2 separate regions of the Homo sapiens genome follow, and region 2 is linked to region 1. Evidence: chromatin contacts called from ENCODE Hi-C data. All regions are on one chromosome and are shown on one strand. The core of a region is the stretch at or near the end of the contact, and the rest is flanking DNA. Distances in the headings are between cores, read along the strand shown.

The links. Hi-C counts contacts between places; a loop is a spot of excess contacts on that map. Pooled maps may share reads with other maps.
Region 2: a pooled map shows a loop between it and region 1 (5-fold over the local background). The contact joins the promoter of PPCS here to the promoter of HIVEP3 in region 1. A Hi-C loop is called at or near these places in 1 of 168 maps with a recorded cell type or tissue (CD8-positive, alpha-beta T cell), 1 of 37 single-sample maps with no recorded cell type and 8 of 50 pooled maps.

The regions. Positions count from the first base shown.
Region 1 is chr1:41,914,845-41,921,553 of GRCh38, forward strand. HIVEP3 (HIVEP zinc finger 3) reads right to left here and starts at 4,078. Exons shown (of 9, transcript NM_024503.5): 1 at 3,569-4,078. RefSeq lists silencers at 3,014-3,308, 3,360-3,409.
Region 2 is chr1:42,452,029-42,458,737 of GRCh38, forward strand. It overlaps PPCS (phosphopantothenoylcysteine synthetase), which reads left to right and starts at 4,515. Exons shown (of 3, transcript NM_024664.4): 1 at 4,515-5,045; 2 at 5,219-5,322. The coding sequence starts at 4,538. ZMYND12 (zinc finger MYND-type containing 12) reads right to left here and starts at 3,994. Exons shown (of 8, transcript NM_032257.5): 1 at 3,860-3,994. The coding sequence starts at 3,969. It also overlaps a transcript of CCDC30 not described here. RefSeq lists enhancers at 4,116-4,345, 4,586-4,655, 4,746-4,865.

The DNA.
Region 1 (6,709 bases), core at 2,828-5,327:
GAATTAAAGTCATCAAGTTGGAACAACTCTAAGTGTGTTTCCTGATCATAACAAGACAGGTTGAGGTTCATGAATATTTTCTTTAGTATTAAATGTTAGAACATAACCACTAATAATAACAGTAGCATAGTAGTTCCCTGATAAATTTTGACAAAAGATCATAAAGTTCTCAATTTCAACAGCAGGGCTTTATAGTTGTAATATAATTTTGACCAGTAAGCCACCGGCTATCCAGAAACCTCACAGGTGCCATTATCATGGATAGTTGCAGTTTTTTCTCTAAGAATCATGCAAAAAAAAAAAATCTTTTGGGGATACTTCAGAACTCTGTCTTTTTAAATTGGATGAACAAAATATAATTTTAACTTCTATGGATACATGTGGGTCATTGTGAGCATCAGTTACTATGTTATAAAACAGAGTACCAAAGATCCATCAAAATACATAAAATTTCACTGAATTGCTTACATTAAATGCTCATATCAGCTTTAGAATTCCATGCCTTGAATTCTTGTGCCTTTTAAATTTTTTTTTAGTTTTTCTGTTTTTTACTCTTACTTCTTACTGATACTTGATAAAAGAGCTTTAATAATCCTTGCACAGTACAGTATCAGTTGCTTCCAATTTGCTAGGTGCATTTGACAAACTAATAACCAAGCCTCTTAAAACTTGAAGTAAATGCAGAGGCCTGAAAGAGGGTATAAAATTTCCTCCAATGATCAAAATTCATAAACTGTAGCTCATGGACTTATGACCTTTCTCTTGATTTGCCATCTAGGTCCCAACTGGATAAGTGAAATTATGTAAATGTGAGTTCCAGATTGTTGTGGTATTATCCTAATACCTATCAACTACATAGCATGTTACTAAACGTATCTCATTTTTCTTCTCAAGATAGTTCAGTGGTCTTGGTAAGGTTATGATGGTTACACCTACTTTACAGATAAGGAAGAAAATTGGTCACGGGCTTTGGCCAAGTCTGACCCAGAATGCTAGTGCTGCCTGTTGATACAGCCAGTGTTTTCCAGCCCTGCCCGCCTAGTGCATCTGCAGATTTGTAAATACACTTTGACTCCACAGGAAACAGGATGGAGAACAGCATGTCAGGGACTCCTTGATGGGCAGGATGGAGGGCAAAAAAGAGCCTTAAAGACATTAGGGAATTCACAGAGTAGGGAGTGAGAGACAAGTTAAATGCTATCCAGTTGTCACACAGCTTTCTTAATGTTATCTTTCATCAAATCATGTCCTAGAACCTGCCAGGACTTCAGACTAAATGCATCTTCTTCTTGCCTGTACCTTTCACACACTAAATGTCTCAACAGCTCACTTGGCAAGGACCCAAAGGCAGCACACACTTCTCCACTCCAAGGAGGGTGGCTGCCACTAAACACAATGGGCGGAGACAGCTCAACAATAGTGCCAGTTGAGCACATCTTGATCCACTGCCACAGAGTTCACAGTAGTAGTTGGCCCTCAAAGCAAACCCACTGGGGTGTTGAGGGCAAAAAAACAATCTTAGCCTTAAGGGGCCAGACTTTGCCATCAAATTAACAAATCTGCCCAACAGCCCCAGGCTGAGGCGCTCAGGGGTGTGACAGGAGGGCCCCTGTTAACAATTCTGTATCCTGTGGGTGCCTTAACTAGATGGAGTGGAGAGGAAGCAGAGAGCTAAGTGTCACACCACCCTCTCCTCCTGCCTGCAGGTGTCTTAGTTGGACAGCTGTCCACCTTCCTTGCAAAAAACTCCCACAATCTTTAAATGCAACTATGTAAAGGGCCTCCAGCCTCTGCAAGCCATCACAACTTTAAAGAGCATATGTCAAACAGCTCAGACGGCATCTGAGGTCTATTCTTCAGCCCCACAGTATAGCCCAACCCCAGAGCACAAGTGACACCCTAGTGGACAGGAACTCCTCCCTACACTGGCTGCTCAGCAGGACCATGAAGAACAGCTGGGACCTGGCCTATTACCTTGGCTTCAGGATTCATTTTCTGCCTGGAATTGGGAAACTGGAGGCCCTGCAGGGGTCCTTCTCCTGGGTCCAACTGTCTCCAGGGTGCAAGAGGGGTGAAATTACCAAATGAAAGTTCAGATAAGCAATTACTGGCTGAAAGAGACACAGGAGGGTCTTCAGATCAACACTGACCCAGAGCTAATACCACACTGTCCTCAGAGGGACACACGATCACTGACCTGTATTCTTCACATTTAAGTTGCTAGAATTATTCCTCCTTGCCCCCACTCTCTCCCTGCCCCCAGCATACACATAATTACATAAAGACGTCTTAAACAACTGTAGCACCCAACTTCTTCAGTCTGGGGGAGAGCCAGGAGATGGTGGGGAGCTGTTTGGGCACACGTCTGATCATTACATAATCACACAAACATGGGCTGGAGAACACTGCCATGCAGATCAGTTCAGCAAACACCTCATTCTCCCTCTTTCCTCTTCCCTCCCCCCGTAACACCCAAAATGCACACCAGAGTTAACAAAACCGAAGCACTCCAGGTAGCCAGTGGGCACCTGGCTGCTGTGGTTACAATGCCAAGGGCTACCAGAAACGTCAGCGTATACCAGAAAGAGGGCCAGGGTGCTGCTCACCCAGCGACCAGATCTGCAGACCCTCTTCCTGCAACCACTGCCCCCGAAGTTCAAGGAAGGGCCTAGCCACAGAAATATTCCTGACCTGCAACAGAAACCAAACCAGCTACGTTAAAGGAAACCAATGCCGAGCCTCCAAGTTCCTCTGCACCACTGCCACACTCAGGAGTCCTCAGCAGCCTGGACAATATCATTAGGGACCATTCGGCACCATCAGTGTTTCCATTTAAAAGATAGTAAAATGTGGGGCATAACTTGGAGGGGACACTCTCTCTGCTAGCAGGGAGGCAAGAATCCCCTATAGAATAGGAGTTTGGTTTGGGTTTGGTTGGGTCAGGTTGGGGGTTGGGAAATGATTTTGCTTTAGGAATATTTTCAGGGGGCTAGGATTAAGGGGGAAAAAGAAAGCTATCCCCTCTGTCTCAGCAGCCAGCATCATACGAATCTCACTCTCAACCAAGCAGGCTACTGCAGTCCGCCTAAACAATCCGGAGCAGCAGCCAAGGCAGCACAAGAAAACGCCGGTGCCACGGAACGCGATGCCTAAGCCCCCCAGCCGAGGCTCCTATGGAGCCGGCCGCCAGTGCGCGGGTGCAGAGCCCAGCAGAGCCTGCTGCAAGCAGCGCTGGAGCGCACGGCGCGCATAGGGTTACAGCCCCGCCGCCGCCGCCGCCGCCGCCGCCTGTGATTGACGCGCGGGGGTCACTTGAGGCTCGCGCCGCTCCCCAGCACCAGGCCGAGCAGCGCGCTCAGCCCACCGGGGGCACTGGCCGCCACGCGCAGCCCACCCGGCCGGCCCCTGCGTCTCGGCAGCCGGACACCTTGCCTAAGAAAGGCATACACAAAATGGAATCGCAGCTCGCTATTCTGCTTCGCGGTGCGGCCTCAGGCAAAAACACAATCACAAGGTAAAATACAGCGCAAGGAATCCATCCGCCGAATAAAAACCCAGAGTCCCCTACCTTCGGCCTTGGGATGGCAAACTGGTCCTGTGTTCTCTGACCCACGGATCCAGCCCCTTCTTCATGAATTATTCCGGCCAGGCAGGATTTTGTGCATTTTTTTCATGAACACCTGTTTCAAGTAAGGGGTAAAGACCTTATTGAAAGAATTGTCCTTAAAAAATAACCTGTGCATACGTATGTCCATCCAGGCATGCATGCGTGTTTGTATACACACATATGCACACGGAATAGCCATGTACATTGAAGCACCAAACTAGGCAGCTGGATAATGGGAGAGTCGGCTGGTTGTGAGCATGCTCGCGCCGGGAACAGATCCACCCTCTGTTATTCCTCTGAATAAATATAAATCACGATCAGAAACCCAAACAGAAGCATCCCTCTTGAATTCGTGCTGCTGAAAAACACGGAATAAATTCAGCCTGCAGACACAGAATCTAATCAGCAGCTGTTTTCTGAATCCAGAGCCAACCCATGCCTCGCTTGTCTTTTCCACTAGGAGTCCAGACCTTTTTTGAAAGGGGGTTTAACCTTTTAAAGACACAGTACACCAATTATCACTTCGGAATAGCTGTCACTCCCAGCGCAGGAAGCCAGTCCCATGCCTAAAGGCACAGTAGGCTTGCACACAGTGATAAGGATTTCATTTATTGGTGCTTTTTAAAAAACAACATATATGTATAATATATGTGCATATATATGCACATATATATGCACACATATTATATATATATACGTGGAGAGAAAAAATGCAAATGCAAGTCATAAATATTTATTGCACTGATGAGCTTCTCAGTACTAATTGGCACGTTATGTAAACACTATGATCCTTCACTTCTGAACACCCATGTTCACGGGTCAGACGAGACAGGGCACTCTTGTCAGCAAGCGTGTCACACCTCACCAGCCTCTGGCTGCAGATCAGGGGCCGGGGAGCCTCAACAGTGCCTGAAGGGAGTGGGGTCTCTGCACCTGAGAGCTCAACACGGGCACTCCTTGCCCTGCCCTGCCTTGCTCTGCAGTCTCAGGGTCCATGTCCACAAATCAAAGAATAGTTCTGGCACTATTTCTAAAGTCGAACATAATCCAGAGCCACATCGCATTCCAAGACATACTTTCTTTCAACCAGAATCAGGAATCAGAACTACCACCTGAACCTTAGTTAGAGTCTTTACGATTCAGACTTAGGCCCTTCTTCAAGATTTTGTTATTGAGTTCTGTTGTTTTGTTTTTCACTTTTCTTTTAAGGGTCAGCATGGAGGTATGGAGGTAGAAAAACAGGGTAGGGGGAGAGACAACCTCCAGCCTAAATTTTTTTGAAAAAAATTATTCTTCGAGTACTTCAGCCACCCAGATGGTGTTTACTGCAGTTTTGTTCTGGCTTTTAAAGAGGTAGCGCTGAGAAGAAACAAGAGTCCTAACCTTGCTCACGTGTGTTAAGAAGGCAAATGTCTTTGACAGTTTCTTTTTCACCCCAGCCCCAGAGCTCCAGCATGGCGCTGTCTGCTCCTCCGCTGGTTCCCGCCTAAGAGCAGCGGCAGTGGCTCACCTCGGGAGCTACAGGGGCGCTCCTACAGCCGCTCCAGCATCACAGCCCATTCCCTCCCTTGCCTAGTCCTGCCAGGCAAACCGTGAAAACAAGTGCACTGTCACCCTCCCACCTCATCACAGGCGCTCCTGTGTGGACCCCTCCCAGCGACACACACACACTCTCTTCCTTCCCCTCTTCCAGGGCCCTTTGGCAGAAAATTATCATATTTCATGTGTCATCGCCCAAGCAAGCTGGGTCCATCACTGATTGGCTGGGCCCTGGCAGCCGGAAATGTCACCAGCCACACAGCGTGGAGCTGGCTCTCCCGCGGCCACCACAGACCTGAGCCCAGGAGGCTCTGTGACAAGGCACAGACCTACCACAGAGAGCCTGTCACTCTCTCCCTGGTCCAGCCCCTGCCCCCTGCTTCTCCATCTACCCAGCCCCCCGGGGAATAGGGGCTGCGAGGGGATGGTGAAGGAGTCTCAGTGACATTCCTATTTTCCCAGCATGTTTGAGAAGAAACTAAAGATGTCTCCAATCAGGTTTATAAATTTGGAGAACTTGTTTTTGACAAAAACATTCTGTCTTCACACTAAAAAAAAATCAGTAAGACTGGGTGAAAACAAGATGGTTTTTTTTTTTTTGTTTTGTTTTTTACCCCAGGAGAGTTTACTAGATGCTGCTGTTTATTTCCCATCTAACATCTCAGGCACCAAGGTATAATCATGTCACAGGGCTGTCCGATAATTCAGAAGGTGATTCGAGTCCATCCTCTTACCTTTAAAGAGAACAGCTCCAGAAAATGAGGCTTTGTAACTTGGCTTTGCAATGTATCATGATGCCACACAACTTTTTAAGGGTTAAATGATCTTTGTAGTGACCAACATGAATCACTTCAGCTGTAATTTAATCTTAGTCCCTCCTGCTGTATCTTCAGCAGGCTTAGTGTGACTCACCATTTAAGTCTCACCTTATTCTGTTCTCCTGAGTAAACTAAACTCTATCTCTCTGTCCTTTTCAGTAAAAGTTTTTCTCAACCCTTTAATTATGCTGCTTTAAAGAAAAAGCCTCCCAGAGTTACATGAGTCTGGAAGGTCATTTGGTCCATCTATCCATATGATGTGTCAGAACTCTCCACTATTTCCATACGGGGGCTTTTGGTTTGGGGAATGGTAAATTCACTGGCAATGCTGGGAACCAGGGAAAGATGCCATCAATAAAGCAGACATTTTGAATAATATGGGAAGATACAAAGTAGATGGGACATGGGAGGAAAAACTAATTAGTACTGATAAACTCATGATTCTGCAAAGACCCTGATATGGTTTGGCTGTGTCCCCACCCAAATCTCATCTTGAATTGTAGTTCCCATAATCCCCACATGTCATGGGAAGGACCTGGTGGGAGGTAATTGAATCATGGAGGCAGGTTTTTCTCATGCTGTTCTTGTGATAGTGAATAAGTCTCATGAGATCTGATGGTTTTATAAAGGGTAGTTCCCTTGCACACGCTCTCTTGCCTGCCACCATGTAAGATGTGCCTCTGCTCCTCCTTCACCTCTGCCATGATTGTGTGGCTTCTCCAGCCATGTGGAACTGTGAGTCCAT
Region 2 (6,709 bases), core at 3,265-5,764, 540 kb after region 1:
CCACATGTTTTGTTTGGCTATTATCATGTTTTTTTTTAAGCTGAATTTGAATATCTTTAGGTAGGGCATTCATTCTACAATTCACCACTGATCCTATAGCTTCCTATTATTGAATACCACTTCACTGTTTGTTTTCTTAGTGATCTGCAATATTTTTTGCAATAATTTTTCCTTTTGTTTGACATATGAAGCGCAAATTTAAATGCCGTCACTGGCCAGGAGAAGAAAACGAATGGTGAAGTGGTATTCAAGAACAGGAAGCAATAGTATTTGTAGTGAATTACAGAATGTACGCCCTGACTAAAGACATTTAAATTCATGCAAACCTATGGTACTGAAGTCTCTTTTACTTGTCACCAATGTTTTAGTATGTACTTCCATAAAATTACCTTTTCTTAAAAATGTTCTACTGTCCTGTAATCCCAGCACTTTGGGAGGCCGAGGAGGGCGGATCACAAGGTCAGGAATTCGAGACCAGCCTGACCAATATGGTGAAACACCGTCTCTACTAAAAATACAAAAAAATTAGCCAGGCGTGGTGGCGCATCCCTGTAATCCCAGCTACTTGGGAGGCTGAGGCAAGAGAATTGCTTGAACCCGGGAGACAGAGGTTGCAGTGAGCCAAGATGGTGCCACTGCGCTCCAGCCTGGGTGACAGAGCAAGACTCCGTCTCAAAAAAATAATAAAAAAATAAAAGTTCTACTGTGTCTCTAAAGTAAATAAAAATGTGCTATTCTCTGAGAATGGTCATAATCCACTATAGAGCAATATGCACAAGATTACACACAATATATAAAATAAATGTATTCAGAGAAAAGAAGGAAATTCACCAAAATTTCAGGTTATTAATCCCTGGGTTGTGGGACTATGGCTTATTTTTCTTCTTGATTTTTTATATTTTCAGGTTTTCTGCAGTGAGCATGAATTGCAATTATAATCAGGAAAAAAATTCTTTTGCAGAAAAAAACTTTCACAAATTCAGACTGACTTTCTTGTTCCTTAAACTTGGGATGATGAAAAGGAACATTTACTGTGTGCCAACATGGTTCCAGGAAGGGTACTAGATGCTTTACATTCGACCATCAAAACCTATAGAACAACAACCTCAGTTTTGTTTTATCAAAAAATCTTGAAATCTGCAAGACCCAAAGACATAGAAATCTGGAGAAAAGGAAGCAAAAAAACAAAAGGAGAAGGTCTTAAAGAGAATTAAAAGCAAGTAAAAGAAAAAAAATCGAAGATAAGGGCATAGAAGATGATAATTTATACATGCATTTATCAGATATTAGTGCCAACTATGTCTTTTTTTTCACATTTTTATTTTTTGGCCCAAGGGATAAAAGCACAAGTGCCAACTATTTCAAGACACTTTGCTAGAGACTATGGGGCATACAATGACAGGTCGGACATAGATCAAAAGTTAGCATACTTGACAGTCCCTCTGTACACATTTGACATAGTATCTAGCATTAATGGAGCATAACAGAATTGAAATAACACACTCACCAACAATTAAAATGAAGAGAAATATGAGTCATCTGAGAGATACAGAGTACTGTAAAGTTAGTTCAGAGGAAGAAGGAATTACTTCCGGCTGGAGGGATACAGAGGACAGGGGTGTTTTAAGGAAAAAGTCAGTGCTCACACCAAGCAAAAGGATTGAATCTTTCCCAAGCCTGAGTGGCAGGTTTTACCCACGGCGGTTTACTGGCCATCTCTCTGGGGGTGACCCAAAGGCCTCTTAAACTCTATGCCTACAACCAAATCTGATGCCCGTCATCTTTTCCCCGTGTTCCTTGCCCAAGTTAATGGGTTTATTATCCATTTAGTTTTATTCAACAGATGTTCATTGAGTGTCTGGTATGTGTGGCCACTGGGTCTAGTAAAAGACATAGACATCAGACAAGCAAACACAATAATATAAAAGTACAGAAAAAGCAAAGAAAAATGGTACTGTGAGAGAGAAAAGTATGACGGGGAGTTGAGACTGGGTTTAGACCTCTTTGAAGAAATGACATTTAAACTGAGAACTGAAGGATGAAAGGGAGCCAGGAAGGCTTGTAGTTGAAGGGGAGGTTCCTAGCAGAGAGAACAGACTGGGAAAAGAAACTGAGGGAAGAAAGGGCTTAGCAAATTAGAACTTCAGTTCTCTATAACTACAGCAAAGAAAAAATGGGGTGAGTGTGGTGGGAAGTGAAGGTAGAGAAATAACCAGGGCCTTGTATTTTCTGTTACAAATTCTTAATTATATTCTAAAGGCAAGGAAGCCACCAAAGAGGAGATAGCAATGAAAACACAGATACCATCCCTGCCCTTGTGGGGCATACAGCCTAATGAAAGAAATAAATAAATGATTTCAGTCCATGTCCTAAGTGTTAGGATAGGGGACATACTCAGTGCTTTGAGAGCACTGAGGAAGGACACCTAGGCCAGTATGAGAAGGTACTGCAACAGCTTCTTGATCTGTTATGCAGCCGTCAGTGTCTACCTTCCTCTGTATCTGCCACACTGCAGCCCATCCTCTTTCCTTAACACAAATGAGAGCATGTCAGCTCAAAACCATTCATGGTTTCCCAGGAGATAAATTCCAAACCCTTGATCTCATGTCACTGTCTAGCCCTAACCTTTATCTTCTTGGTTTAAACTTCTACTACCTATCACAATGATGTTCCAACTTTTTTTTTTTTTTTTGAGACACAGTTTCACTCTTGTTGCCCAAGCTGGAGTGCAATGGAGCGATCTCGGCTCACTGCAACCTCCGCCTCCCGGGTTCAAACGATTCTCCTGCTTCAGCCTCCCGAGTAGCTAGGATTACAGGTGCACGCCACCACATCCGGCTAATTTTGACTCAACCTATAGTAAGAAATACATTTTTCCTGTACACACACACATGTCCACATAAAACACTAAGACAAAAGTTTTAAGAAACAATTCAGGTAGGATTAACCTGATACTTTCTACTCATTCTGTGCTCTTTTTTGTTGTTGTTGTTTTCTCTAAATGGTGATTGTGACTTATTCATAAACTGCTAAAGGGCCCTGGCCTGCAGTTTGAAAATCACTGACTGCTCCCTCCACTACTACGTTCTCCACTCGGCCCTTAGCAAACTCTGTTCTTTTGCCATTTGCCCTAGCAGTCCCGGATGCCGGGAATGCCCTACCCTTCTTCACTACTCCTGTACACAGCAGGTTCTGACTGCCCTCTCAAAATGCAGCTCAAATGTTTCTTCCACAGGGAAAGCTTTCCACATACTGCCCCATTCACTATCGTCTCACTCTCGTTGCCCAAGCTGGAGTGCAGTGGCGCGATCTCCGCTCACTGCGAGCTCCGCCTCCCGGGTTCAAGCGATTCTTCTGCTTCAGCCTCCCGAGTAGCTGGGATTACAGGCGCCCAGCACCACTCCCGCCTAATTTTTGTATTTTTTAGTAGAGACAGGGTTTCACCATGTTGGCCAGGCTGGTCTCGAACTCCTGACCTCAGGCGATCCGCCCGCCTCGGCCTCCCGAAGTGCTGGGATTACAGGCGTGAGCCACCGCGCCCGGCCTGTTTCTTTACTGATTTGTCTCCCACATTGGAATGTTAGATCTTTGAAGGAACTGATCTACCGAGCTGCCCCAGTAACTTTAGCACCTAAAATAGTGCATAACACAGAGTACGCCTTCAGAAAACATGAGTGACGAATAAGTGGGAGATGAGACAGACGAGGCCACGGGAGTCTTAGGGGCCTGTCTTAAAGCCGTTTTGAGGTGTCCCTTGCAGAGTCAGGGGCAACGGCTAACGCAAGGTACCCAAGCCAGACCCGGGAAAGGGAGAGAGGGAGGGAGTTATAGCGCCCAGGTGCCACGTTTCAGGGCCTACCAGTAATAAGTGACTGTGCAGGCCGCGCACACCCGCTCGGCTGGGGCTTCGCACACCTCACAGCAGAGTCTGCGCCCCTTGGGGACTGCCAGTGGGTAGATCACATTCATGGTGCAGCCAGCAGTGCTGGTCTCTAAGACGGTTGCCCAGCAAGGATACGCTGAACCCCGGCGTCACGTGACGATCGCGGGGCTGCGTACTTGCCAGCATTTCAAGGGCAGAGGGCGGCGGGACGTGACTCGACTAACATCTGGGTGTATTGCTGAAGTTGGAAAAGGGGAAGAAAGAAAGAAAAAGCAGCACAAAACCCACAAGTCCCACGGGTCAAATGGCCGAGAAACGACTCCCAAGGAGTCCAAGTCCAGAAAGGCCCGTACAGTGGCCGGTAAGGGTCAAACATGGCCAGTTCTTCACCCAGGCTAGGAAACGAACGTGAGGGAACGTGACCCTACCAGATGCCCACCCAGCCGGGGATCCCCCTCGTTGCAGTGTCACTTTCGCTGGGCTCTGGGGCAGAACAACTACGCATTTCCAGACTTGGCGAGATCGGGACCTAGTGTCAAAAGAAGGGTAGTGAACCGCCCACTCAGTACGGCGCGGCGCGTACACCAGGTAGGCGAGAAGGGGCGTGGCGCGGCGGCCGCGAAACGTGCGCAGGCGCCGGCCGCTGCGCTGCAGATGGCGGAAATGGATCCGGTAGCCGAGTTCCCCCAGCCTCCCGGTGCTGCGCGCTGGGCTGAGGTTATGGCTCGCTTCGCGGCCAGGCTGGGCGCGCAGGGCCGGCGGGTGGTGTTGGTTACGTCAGGCGGCACCAAGGTCCCACTGGAAGCGCGGCCGGTGCGCTTCCTGGACAACTTCAGCAGCGGGCGGCGCGGTGCAACCTCGGCCGAGGCCTTCCTAGCCGCCGGCTACGGGGTCCTGTTCTTGTATCGCGCTCGCTCTGCCTTCCCCTATGCCCACCGCTTCCCACCCCAGACTTGGCTGTCCGCTCTGCGGCCTTCGGGCCCAGCCCTTTCGGGCTTGCTGAGCCTGGAGGCCGAGGAGAATGCACTTCCGGGTTTTGCTGAGGCTCTGAGGAGCTACCAGGAGGCTGCGGCTGCAGGCACCTTCCTGGCAGTAGAGTTCACCACTTTGGCGGACTATTTGCATCTGTTGCAGGCTGCGGCCCAGGCACTCAATCCGCTAGGTGCGTGCCCTAGGAGTACCCCTTTTGCCTGGAAGCACAGCCTTTCTTTCCAGCCACTTATCCCCTTACCTCCTGCTTACCCACGGATCTCAGCTGGGGAACCCGAGTTGAGAAGGAGCTGATCCTATATCGTACCTCGCCGATTTGTTAACACCTTGTGTTTCTCTTTGCAGGCCCTTCTGCGATGTTTTACCTGGCTGCGGCTGTGTCAGATTTCTATGTTCCTGTCTCTGAAATGCCTGAACACAAGATCCAGTCATCTGGGGGCCCACTGCAGGTGATGGGCGCTTCTCTTCCAGAGATCTAATCCCATATAACCAATCTTGGGTTAATTTCCTCTTGATCTGGAGATGGCCTTTCTGCATCTGTATTCGCTAGGCACAGGGGATACAGAGATGAATAAGACACCGCCCTCCCTCATGGACCTCACAATCTAGTGAGGGAGCTGGACACAGACATAATTACAATACAGAGTGATAAATGCTCTAGTGGAGGTATGTACAAAGTGCAGTCAGATCATGGGGCGAGTGAATCCTGGGGGAGTCGATGAAGCTTCTTGGAGGAGATGAATTGAACTGGGTTTTAAAAGATGAGCAGAACCGAGCGCGGTGGCTCACGCCTGTAATCCCAGCACTTTGGGAGGCCAAGGAGGGCAGATCGCCTGAGGTCAGGAGTTCGAGACCAGCCTGGCCAACATGGTGAAACCCCGTCTCTACTAAAAAAATACAAAAATTAGCCGGGCGTGGTGGCAGGCGCCTGTAATCCCAGCTACTCGGGAGGCTGAGGCAGAAGAATCGCTTGAAACCAGGAGGCGGAGGTTGCAGTGAGCTGAGATCTCGCCATTGCACTCCAGCCCGGGCGACGAGAGCGATACTCCGTCGCAAAAAAAAAAAAAAACACCAAAAATCAAAACAAAATGAGCAGAGGGTGTACGAAGTGGGAAAGGTCATTCCAGGTGGAGTATGGCAGTAGGAATTTGAAAGTGGGCAGTGGGCTGTGAACCGAAGTGCTTTGGTAAGGCTGGAGAGCTGACTGAAGAGATGGCTTGCTTTGTAGAAGACTTTATTTTCCTTTTTTAAGGAGCTTGGACTTTTTCTTGTGGAGCTAAGGGACACATAAGTAGGAGAATGAGATAAAGTTTTTGTTTGAGAACAACATTCTGGCATCAGTATGAAAGACGAAGTAGAGAAGGAGAAAGTGGAGTGGGTAGATTAGTTGGGGGCTATTGTAGGTTAAGGAAGAAATATGGATAAGGTAGGTGTGGTTGTGATTTTAGATTTTTGGAACCTTCAGGAGTTCTTAGTCATTTATTGGGTGATACAGGTAGGATTTTATTAGGAGAAACTCTTATCTGTGGGGCATTTGCCGACTTTGTAGAATAGTTTATTGAGGTCCTACACTGCTGTAGGACTTAGAGATGAAAGCAGTGAAAAGAAACATACCCTGCCTTTGTGTTGCTTCCTCTGCAGAGGAGACAATAAATAAGTCAAATACATAACTCGTTTAGTAGTGATAAATGCTAAGGAGAAAAATAAAGTATAAATAAACTGGTATATGATCCCTATCACACTAACAGCTTTTTTTTAGGGCAAAGTCTGATGATTAGCTTAGTGATTTCACGCTTTTTAATCTCTGGGATCTTTAGTTTATCCCACAGTTTTTAG